2 separate regions of the Mus musculus genome follow, and region 1 is linked to region 2. Evidence: chromatin loops called from intact Hi-C (ENCODE). Cell type or tissue: left cerebral cortex. All regions are shown on one strand. Links, peaks and the distances in the headings refer to the core of each region. The heading gives the core; the rest is flanking DNA.

Region 1 (5,374 bases), core at 57-5,056, 150 kb before region 2:
CAGCCAGTGCTGGACAGAGGCCACCGAATCAATTTGGGCCTCTCCTGGGAGTCTCATTCCTGAAGGGAGACGCTGAGCAGAGTCAGCGAGGGGCTGAGGAGGAGTCACCCAACCCAGAGTGACAGCCTTAGGGGCAGTGAGATAACGTTGCTAGACGCACTGTCCTGAATGATCTCACCGGGCACTGGCTGTGCCTTTTGGTTTCTATCGTCTGATGTTTTGACATCTTGGGGGCCTTCCTGACTGACTCTGGAGGGGGGACATCTGGATACCTTACTGACTGACTCTGGAGGGGGGACATCTGGGGGCCTTACTGACTGACTCTGGAGGGGGAACATCTGGATGGATACCTTACTGACTGACTCTGGAGGGGGACATCTGGGGGCCTTCCTGACTGACTCTGGAGGGGGGACATCTGGATACCTTACTGACTGACTCTGGAGGGGGGGACATCTGAGGGCCTTCCTGACTGACTCTGGAGGGGGGACATCTGGGGGCCTTCCTGACTGACTCTGGAGGGGGAAGTCGTAGGGGAAGTAGCTAATTGCCTCTCCTCTCCCACTCCAGCATGGCTCTCAGATGTAAACCAACCAGAGCCCCTGCCCTGCCCACCTCCTTTCCTGACTTCTCTTTCTCACAGGTACACTCCACCTTCCTCCATCACTGCTAGTCCAGGTACCCAGCTCAGGGTAGTCCCTAGAGCCCAGACTTAAGAAGCATAATTTTCACCTAAGCTGAGCCTGCTTACTCTTCCATGACCACTCCCTCCCACAATGCCCAGTGACGCCCTGTACCCTTCTTCCTCCTCCCTCCTGACCAGGTGCTACCCTCGTGGTGCCCTGGGGTATAGCATGGTCCTTATTCTTGGAACTGAATGACCTGTCTTGTCAACAGCAGCTGCCTCCTGGTCTGCTGACCTCATTTCTAAAATCGGCAGGTTCTGCGTGACTCACTCATCTCCGTGGAGTCTGGCTGTGTGGTTGTTCCTCTTCGAGGCAGGGCCGGGGCTCTTCCTGCCTTACCCTAGGTAAATGCACTGAATATGACCTGTCTCACTTCAGTGGGTTGTTAGTTCTTCTTTAGATCAGATCTTTACTGGTTGTCTCACCCCCTTTCTTTACGGAGCTCCCCACTCCCCGTGCTCTTCACAGGCAAGCATGCTGGCTTTCTTTGTAAATAGCCTTACATATGTTCTTGTCCCCTGTGCCTGGTCATGAGGCCATCCTTCAGACAACTCCTGCCTTCCCCGTGCCTAAAACTACTCTCTTTCTCCGAGGTCTCACATTCAGACGTCCTATGATGGCTTCTGTAACCTCACGTGCCTCTCTCTGCACATCAGCATCACCCATGTGTGGGTTTCGATCCCACCACAGAGCATCCAGTGTTCCCCGCTTTGTGTTCGGGAATTCTCTCTCCTCAGGGTTATATGCACTCTCAGTTCAGGAGACAGACGTTTTGCTTGATGATAGGATGCACTGGTATCTAAGCAACTGACATCTTTCTTCTCCTTAAGCCGGGGTATAAAATCCACACATAGAGCAACAGTTGCTACCTGTTGAGCCAGAGCCTGGCTGGAGGGGAAGCCCCATTTTATCTCCATTCTGAGTCCCCGGAAGGCCAGCCCCAGCTTTCTTAAGTGGAGAGAACTTCATTCATTTCCTAATGGGTCATACTTGGGGAAAGACTGGAGTTTCTTCATTTTAGTGTCAGGCCAGTAAGGGGTTGCAAAGTACAGAGTAAGGAATGAGGGTAAAGCAAGAGGGATTGGCCCACCAGTGGGATTTGAGGACTGTCTCTTACATGGAGGCTGGGATGGGGAGACTGGAGCAGAAGCCGAGGCAATCAAACACGCCCCTCACAGTTTTGATCCGGCTCTCACCTGTTTGAAAGGAAAACATCTGGCTTGTCTTCCATTGACCCTGATGTAAATGGGTAAAGGATTTCAGGGCACATTCCTGATAGTTCCCTGAGGGACTTCCTAACAAAGGGGTGGAGCCAAGTAGCTCTTGGAATGGTCTCCCATCATAGACATTGCACTTAGAGTTTGAGCTATACGAATAATTCAGATGCTACACTGTAAGCCCTAAATATACCTTAAGCCCACAAACAACGCCCCTTTGTCCAGCTTTATGCCTGTGTTCCTTTAAATGGACTTTCTGTTCCTGACCGCACTGTAATCAGCAGATATCCCTACCGTCCCCCCATTCCCTCCTCCTCCCTTAAAACGGCTCCTTCTAATAGCTAGCATCCTGCAGTGACCAAAGCCATTAGAAGGATTGCACCATTACTATCCTGTCCAGCACACACATAATGCCCCAGGGATTGCCTTTCTTCTTCTTTGCTTGATGCTTTTTTGTGGATGAAATCGGGGCCCAATGGTGGGCTGAAAAAAAAAAAAACCGAAGAGGGCAGAAGGTGACAGTAATTCGTTTCAAGGGCACCTCCCAAACAGCTTTCCCCACTTGAGATTCCTTTGTGAAGGTGACGGCAGATGTCAGCCTTGTGGATAAAGCAGGCTCTGAAAGCACGCGGACAGGTTGCAGACCTCTGTTCCTCGTTACCATAATATTGAATGCTCATCTTTTCCCAAGCACGACAGCGAATATGTGCTCTGCCTGCTAGCTCACTGTTGTTTGTGCTGGAAAGAACCCGGGCCCAGCCCAGAGCCACGTTGCAGGGCTCAGGACTGCTCTGAAACACTGCCACCTAGTGGCGTGATGAGGTAAGACAGCACACATCAAGGGCACCGGGACTCTAGTTCAATCTAGCTGCCCCAGCTCAAAGGCAAGGAGTTAAAAAATCAGGAGCACAAAGACCATAGCCAGTTTGGAAACGCCTAAATAGGGCAGGGGACAGGGAAAAGGGGCGGGGGAACTGGAGCCTGAGAGAGGAATTAAAAGTAATGAACGGGTCGGATTGAGCAGTCCCCACCTCCCCTCCACCCCCCTCCAACTCCCCACCCCACCCCCCCTCGCCCCCCACCCCCAAGCTAGAGATGTGGGTAAGATGAGATTGGAACCGGCCTTCATTTGGACAGCTCAGTCTGGCTTGTGACTGGATCCTTAAGGATCCCGGGGCTCAGTTGAGCTCGGGAAGTCCCTGTGCCTCGGTTTCCTCACTTTGTGGGCCGAGTCAGAGCTCAAAGTCTATCTTCAGTTGAAACATTGTATGAATTTGTTATCTGAGAAATGCAGGAGAAAGCAGTTGGCTATCCTTAAATCATCTGTGTGACTTCTTGTTGATTTAAGGGGGGACTTAAAAATGAACAAAGAAACAAACGAATGAACAAACAAGCATCCACTTCCATCTTGTCTGTTTTCAGGGTTGTAGCTCAGGAATCCTGGGAGAAGCATGGAAGAATCTTCTAGCATGTGGGGACTCTCGGGACCCAAGAGGGAGAGTAACTCCTAAAGACGTGGAGGCTTCTAGTGCTTCAGGACAGACAGTGAGTGTGTGGGGGGTTGGAGGGGATGGGGTGTGGGTACTGGCATGGAAGCAAATCTGTACTATTTGAAACACCGAAGTGAAGACAATCATTATAATGGGTTAATAATTGAGCAGGCCATTCCTTCAAGAGTTACATTTTTAAAGGGAATTTCCTGTTAGAAGGTTCCAAGGAAATCAGATACTGTTCATTGACAAGCAGGAATCTGAACAAGTAGGGGAATCCCCAGGTCCTTCGACCTTACAGGATGGGTTTTGTCCTTTGTCATTCATCGGCGTTCCTTGGGGAAACTCATCTATGATGGCTGTTTTAAACACTTCGAGTATCATTTTTACATCCCAGGGCTAAAAGAAGATGTGGCTCAGCCTCTGCCACCATTTGAAGAAGCCCAGGTTGCTCTTGCTCCTTCTTTTAAGGCTCAATGGTCCTGCTCATCAAAGCATTTCCCCAGCGAACACACAGTGGAGGGAATTTAAATTCCATCTTGATGGAATTTGAACCAAAGCACACTGCCCAGTGTCACTTTATACGCTGTGAATCATCAAGCCAGCTACGAATACCTCGAGGGGTCCTTGCCGTTGTTCAACATAAATCAGTAAAATGACAGGCAATTGACTCTGAAGACAGCTTTCACATGGCTGAGAGGCTGGAGCTGCTGGAAGCAAATGAGGGCATTTTTCTGTAAACCACTTGTGATTAGCGCCAGAATAAACAGTAGATTGGGCTTTATCCTCCACACCACACTCCCCTCCTGCTCTGGATCTCTCATTAGGCGGAAGTGAACACTTCCCTCAGTGTTGGGAGTGGGGGTTGGGGGTTGTCAGTGGGAAGAAGCAAGTTTGTATCTCCACACCTGATGAGTACTTCTGACTTCCCCCCCAGAAGGAAAAGAAGAAATAGACTTGATTTGACTTTTTTTTTTTCCTATGAAGACATAAAATAAGGGCGAGAATCAGACCGACCCTTCGATGCAAAAGCTTGTCGCTGTGCTATGATGCCCTATCACGGCGCCTGCCAGGGCTTAGAATTTCCCTTAATAGAAAGGAGCGTGTTTGAGAGATTGGCACCTGGCAGCAGTGTCTCATGATGTTACAGGCTTATATTCTTTGTAAAGCATTTAATTAATTAATTAATTAATTAATTTAATGTATATGAGTGCACTGTCGCTGTCTTCAGACACACCAGAAGAGGGCATAGGATCCTATTACAGACGGCTGTGAGCCACCATGTGGTTGCTGGGAATTGAATTCAGGACCTCTGGAAGAGCAGTCAGTGCTCTTAACCACTGAGCCATCTCTCCAGCCCCTCCACTTATATTCTTAAAGACACCAGGAAGGTGGCAATGTTAAGCTGATGGAGGCACTGTCTAAGGAGATCTGACGCCAACCTGTGCCACCACGGCCTCCTGGGCCAAATGGCCCCTTAGGTTGTTGTGTCAACTGATTTTCTCCAACAAGAGTCAGGTTTTCCACGAAAAGCATCAAGTGTGCCAAATCAAGTAAGTCTGTAAACCCAGAGGACACAGCCTGCCTGTGATCCAAAATCTGAACTGACACACGCCCTCTGCCACCTGATAAGCTGGGAGTCATCAAGCTAACTACAAATACCCAAGGGCTCCTTCATTTAGAATCTTCCAGACTCATGTGACTATACATAGTAGGACTTTCGGCTATGTAAAAGGTGAGACAGACAGACAGACAGACAGACAGACAGAAATTGCATAGACTTCCTCAGTAAGCAAAGCCTTATCTAGGAAGTACAAAACCTTCTAGCTCCTCAGATCTAGTTGTCTTCTTGGTTTGTTGTAAAATCTTGACTTAAAATCTTCCATGCTACAACTGAAACCACTTACGAAGGTTTAATCGATAGGAACGAATCAATGGACCTGAAATGTCTTATTGCTCTCCCCCCACCCTCACCCTGGATGCC
Region 2 (5,374 bases), core at 253-5,252:
AGTCCATTGCTGAAGGGAGTCAGAATTCTAGCAGGAACTTGAAGCAGAAACCACTGGAGGACGCTGCTTGCTGGTTTGCTTGTAGAGCCTTGCTTGGTTGCTTTTCTCATCCAGCACTGGGTCACCCAGCACTGGGTCACCTGCTTCTACAGTGGACCGAGCCCTTGCCCAGTCCATCCAGCACTGGGTCACCCGCTTCTACAGTGGACCGATCACTTGCCCAGTGACTGACAGCTCACAGATGTGCCTTCAGGCTGTTCTGCTCCAGGCAATCTCTCAATAGAGATTCCCTTCTCAGGTAGCTCTAGACTGTGTCAAGTTGACAGCTTAAGTTAAGCAGGACTGCAGGTGACAAGGAGCTACATTCTTTCTTTCAACTCTACAGCAGAAATACAAGCTGTAGAGAAAAACAATTTCCTGCTCCAGAAAGGCATCTTGGCAACAGCTTCTTCCTCCTCCTCCTCCCCTCCTCCTTCTTCCTCCTTCCTCTTCCTCCCCCTCCTCCTTCTTCTTCCCCCTCCTTCTTTCTCCTTCCTCTTCCTCCCCCTCCTCCTTCATCTTCCCCCTCCTCCTTCATCTTCCCCCTCCTCCTTCCTCCTTCTTCCTCCCTCCTCCTCCCTTCTCATTCCCCTCCTACTCTCTCCTTCTCACCCTTCTCCTCCCTCTTCCTCCTCCTCCTCTTCCTCCTCCTTCTCCTCTTCCTTCTCCGTCCTTCTCCCCCTTCTCATCCCCCCTTCCCCTCCTCCTCTTCCTTCCCCCTCCTCCTCTTCCTCTTCCTCCTCTTTCTTCTTCTTCCAGATATATTTATTTAATGTATATGAATAGCTTTGCCCACATGTATATATGTGCACTATGTGCATGCCTGGTGCCTCAGAGGTTAAAAGAGGATGTCAGATCCCTTGAGACTGGAGTCATGAATGGCTCTGAACCATCAGGTGGTACCAGGAACTGAACCTATATCTTTAGCTGCTGGGCCACCTCTCCAGACCTTGCAGAGAACTTTCTCAAGGGGTGTGAATAGTATTGTGGCCTTGCTGCTGGCTCAAGCATCCAAACACTCTTACCTAATATTACCTAATATTGTCAATATCCTGTGTGACTGAGTGTGTCTTCTCTATACACTCTGCCTGATCTCTGCCGGTAAGTATGACAGGTCTCAGCCACCCACACTCAGCACTCCACACTCTCTCCCACTTCCATTCTGCCTGAAGGCATGGGTTGGCACATCACATGTACCCAGAAAGAACCTTCACAAGACCTCTCCCAAGACATAAAAGAAAGCTTGTATAGACAGGAAGTCTCCATGGTCCTCGAGAGAAAACTCTATACGGCCAAGATACTGAAACACCAAAGTGAAATTCAACATCCAATCAGAACAAGTGTGCTCCCAAAACTGTGACAAAGGAGGCTTGATGCAGAGGCCTTAGGCAGCTCCTGTTCCCCATGCCCTGTCTGAAGATGGTGTTTTGTTTCTGTCTTTGCTTTAGCTCCGTGGAGCCTGACAAGTGCCTGATCCTCTATGGCGATGACCAGGTAGGTTGTGTGTGTGTGTGTGTGTGTGTGTGTGTGTGTGTGTGTGTGTACCGAGTCAAGAACCAGAATGATGTCTACTGTGCTTTCCAGGGGTGAAGCGGGGGGACTCCCTTGTGTCCTGAGGCTGAGACCAGACCAAGAAGGAAAATAGAAAGGCAGACAAGATGGGATGAGAACAAGAACACTCAAAGAGCACATGAGTGGTGCTCCCTAACCTGTGTGATGCTCCCTAGCACTCGAGGGGTGCTCACTAATGTGTAATGTCCCCTAACATGTGAGTGATGCTCCCTAGCATGTGAGTGGTCCTCCCTAGCATGTGAGTGGTGCTCCCTAGCATGTGAGTGGTGCTGCTATCATGTGCATAGTCCTCCCTAACTTATATATGTTGCTCCTTAATGTGAGTGTGGTGCTCTCTGCTGTGTGTGCTGCTCACTAACATACAAATTAGGCTCACTAATACACCCATTGTGCTCACTAAGGAGCCTGATGCTTTTAGTACTATCTATTCACATCACTACACCCCGCAAGGCAGAGGTCACCATGAGTGCTTATAAGAATGAAGAAATTGAGGTACAGTGCAGCTATGCAGTTTCCCCCAAGCTTCTGTGTTCCAGAGATGGGGGACTGGTCTATGCCCTTGGCTCTAGACTTTCATGATCACCAAATGTCCCTCGTTAAACAAATACTTGAAGACACAGGCTAGGAATAGAGGACCCTGTCTAAAATCCCTGCTGACAAAAGAGGGAGGGACATTGCCTCCCCCAGATGAGTCTCCACTCAGCCAAGACAGAAAAATCCTTCAGATGAATTTTGCTGCACAATTAGAAATAAGGCCTAAATGCAGATTGCCCCAGCAGAGGAGACTGAGTGACCTAAACACAAATTGTGACTGGATGACGAATTTCTAGACTCTTCCTGGTGAGCTGATTTAGGCAGGTCAGGAGGAAATGGAGCATGCGTAGAATTGAACCCACCCCCACTTCCCAATCTCTCTCAGGCACCATCTCTCTGTGGTACTTGAAATGTCTTTTCAAACAGAGGTTTTTCTTAAGAGGAGAGAGAGCAGACAGGGGACACACACACACACACACACACACACACGAACACACGCACACGACGTATTAAATCTTACAGAGATCTGCAACCCAAGCCCCACGAGGTGGAAGCGGAGACAAGCAATACGCTGCCCTGCTGTAGGGAGCACCATTCATAAAGACTAGTACGGGAACGGTGCCTTGGATTTGGGCCACACAGCCTCCAGGCTGGAATTCCCCAAATGGAAGTTGGCAGGACTGTGAGGCAGAGGGAAGCCTCTCTATGTCCTCGGTGTCCTGTGGCAGCCAGCCCCTGTTAGTGGAGTTCCCTGCCTCTGCCTCTGCCTCTTCTTGGATGCTTTCCTGGGTATGGGCTGGCCTGGTTACTGCCTTCCAGCACACGCCAGAGAGGGAAGCCAGAACCGGTCCAGGCAGCACCGGCTGCTCATTAGAAAGCAAGCTGATTGCTGGAAATGCAAATGACCCATTTCACCTTATCCTTCTGACAGACACGCTGGGAGCGATGACTGGTTGCTCCCTACCTGTCACCACTGCAGCTCTGATCATTGTGTGAAGTGCCTGCCACACTTGAAGTGCATAGATAGCAGCCATCACGAGCGCCCTTCAGTTGTAGACGCAATCATCCATTGCCCCCTAGTGGAGTCCATGTGAATGACATGGTAGGCACCCCGTGTGTGCTGATTTAGGATTTAAGCAAATCGAGGTTGCGTTTTATTTTAAGAATGGCTTGCAGCTCCTGCTGATTTCATCTCGGCTGCTCGTATCTGTGTCTCTTAATTAGCAGCCATGAGATGGAATAAAATGTCAATCACGGGTGATTTGCGGAGCTGAGTTTGAATGTTAAAAAGTCATGGCATTTTCAAACCATATTTAAGACCTCATTTGATGATCATTCAAATTTTTTTTTTACCCTTAGTCTGGGAAAAGGTTTAAAATGAATGTAGTGTTAAGCATCTCAGGTTGGCATTTCGCTGAGCTTCGGGGTTATGTGAAAGAGAAACAAGATTATTTGTAAGACAGAGGCAGTAACCGAGTCTGCTTTGTCATCTAATCTGTCTCCTGACCCTGCTCTGGTAGATTTCAGAGGCTCCCAGTTTGCATAGTTCTTTGTTGTCCTGTATCCATGGTACCAGGGACTCAGTCATACTTAGCATAAGAGGAGCTAGATTTGTGACAAGGGACCTTTTTTATCACCACATTTGTGAAGGCTGCTTCCTGGGTGACTGTCCTTGCAGTGTCTGCAGAGCTAAGGCTCATAGCATGCATTAAAAGGCGATTGTCAACAGTACTTGGCTGTGCCACAGTAAGTTTATTAAGGGATCTGCTTCATGAGAGAGAGAGAGAGAGAGAGAGAGAGAGAGAGAGAGAGAACTTAATATGTTATTTTTCATTATGTGGGTCTGTGGGGGGGGATGGGCACATGGGTGCAGGTAGCTGCAGATACCAGCAGAGGGCGCTGGTTGCTCCGGAGTTGGAGTTACAGGTGTGGGTGCTGGGAACTGACCTGGATCCTCTGAAAGAGGCAGTGTGCACTCTTAACTGCTGAACCATCTCTCTAGCCCTGAAGTGTGTGTGTGTGTGTGTGTGTGTGTGTGTGCATGCAAGCAAGCATAAGGCAGTCAGAGGACAATGTGCAGGAGTCAGTTCTCTCCTTCCACCATATGGGACACAGGGATCAAACTCAGGCTTGTCAGGCTTGTGGCAAGAGCCTTTAGATAATGAGCCATCTCACCAGCCCTAAACTAATACATAACTTTTTTAAACTTTTATTTATTTCGTTTGTGTGGTATTTTGCCTGTGCACACATCCATGCAGTGCTGTAGAAGCCAGGAAAGGGTGTCAGATCCCCTGGGACTGGAGTTACTGCTGGAGCCGAATACTGCTCTGTGGGTGCTAGGAGCTGAACCTGGTCCTAACCACTGAGCCACCACCCCCAACCTATCAGTACATAAGGTTTACACTTTCTACAGGACTTTCTTATTGCCAGGACATTTTAAAAATGGAATTATGCCAGAGTTCAATGCCTCCCTTGTCTTATCTGTGACTCTGTGGACTGTACCAACTCCTTTCTAGTAGCCAGTACTGATGCCATCTAGACCTTTGTGGGAAAGTCTGGGCCAACCCTACTACTCCCTAAGGCAGTACTACGGGGGCGGGGGCGGGGCTGGGGGGTGGGGTGGGGGCTGGGGGACGGGGATGGGATCAGCTTTCATCTGTACTTAAGGAAGGATGCTTCAAGAACATTATCCCTCAGACAGTGTTCTGGGATTTGTGACCCTGTTGAGGAACCTGATGAGAGACTGTGATTGGTTGGGGCGATCTGGTCACAGACAATGGTATCTGCTTGAGACAGAGAAGCAAGCTCCCCTCCTCCACAGCATCTCTGTTCAGTGAATGTGTTTACATCGGGCTGACTGTGGGTCATTAAGCCCCAGTGATAGGAAACTTTTAGGAGAGGAAACCATTCGTGCATACACAGGAAATAGAACTCAGTTGGCAAAATTTTCCACCCTGTGTAGATCTGAAACCACGGTCCGCAAGGTGCTTTAGGGGACCTTCCTCAACACACTGCTGTTTCCCCCAGAATGCTACGGAAGCTTTCTACTGGTGACTCAATGTTTTAAACTTTTCCTCTTGAGTCAGAGATGAACCGAAGCCCAGCGAGGCTCAGGGTGAAGAGGAAAGCTATTGTCTGGCCTTTGGCTTCCGTCATGGGGTGGGGCTTGACTGCTTAGCAACTGAACAGAAATCTGTGCCAAGGGAGGCTAAGAACCCCCTGTAAAGCT

The links. Hi-C counts contacts between places; a loop is a spot of excess contacts. Peaks named below come from ENCODE experiments on the same cell type or tissue, not always from the same donor. Only the 100,000 strongest peaks of a DNase experiment are listed, where the experiment ranks them.
Region 1: a loop joins it to region 2, with 5 times the contacts of the local background. A loop is called at or near these places in 8 of 42 quality-filtered maps.

The regions. Positions count from the first base shown.
Region 1 is chr5:149,373,347-149,378,720 of GRCm38, forward strand. It overlaps a transcript of Medag not described here. Among named protein-coding and RNA genes, the nearest start is that of Gm38753, 8.5 kb to the left of the region's middle. In left cerebral cortex, for the core only: CTCF peaks have their summits at 832 and 2,710 (motif pointing left); DNase peaks (open chromatin) are centred at 911, 1,452 and 2,687; H3K27ac peaks cover 757 bases.
Region 2 is chr5:149,521,565-149,526,938 of GRCm38, forward strand. All of the region lies in intron 1 of Gm15997 (predicted gene 15997), which reads right to left. It also overlaps a transcript of Wdr95 not described here. Among named protein-coding and RNA genes, the nearest start is that of Wdr95, 4.4 kb to the right of the region's middle. In left cerebral cortex, for the core only: CTCF peaks have their summits at 3,228 (motif pointing left) and 4,044 (motif pointing right); DNase peaks (open chromatin) are centred at 1,227, 2,527, 2,871, 3,215 and 2 more places; H3K4me3 peaks cover 275 bases; H3K27ac peaks cover 1,441 bases.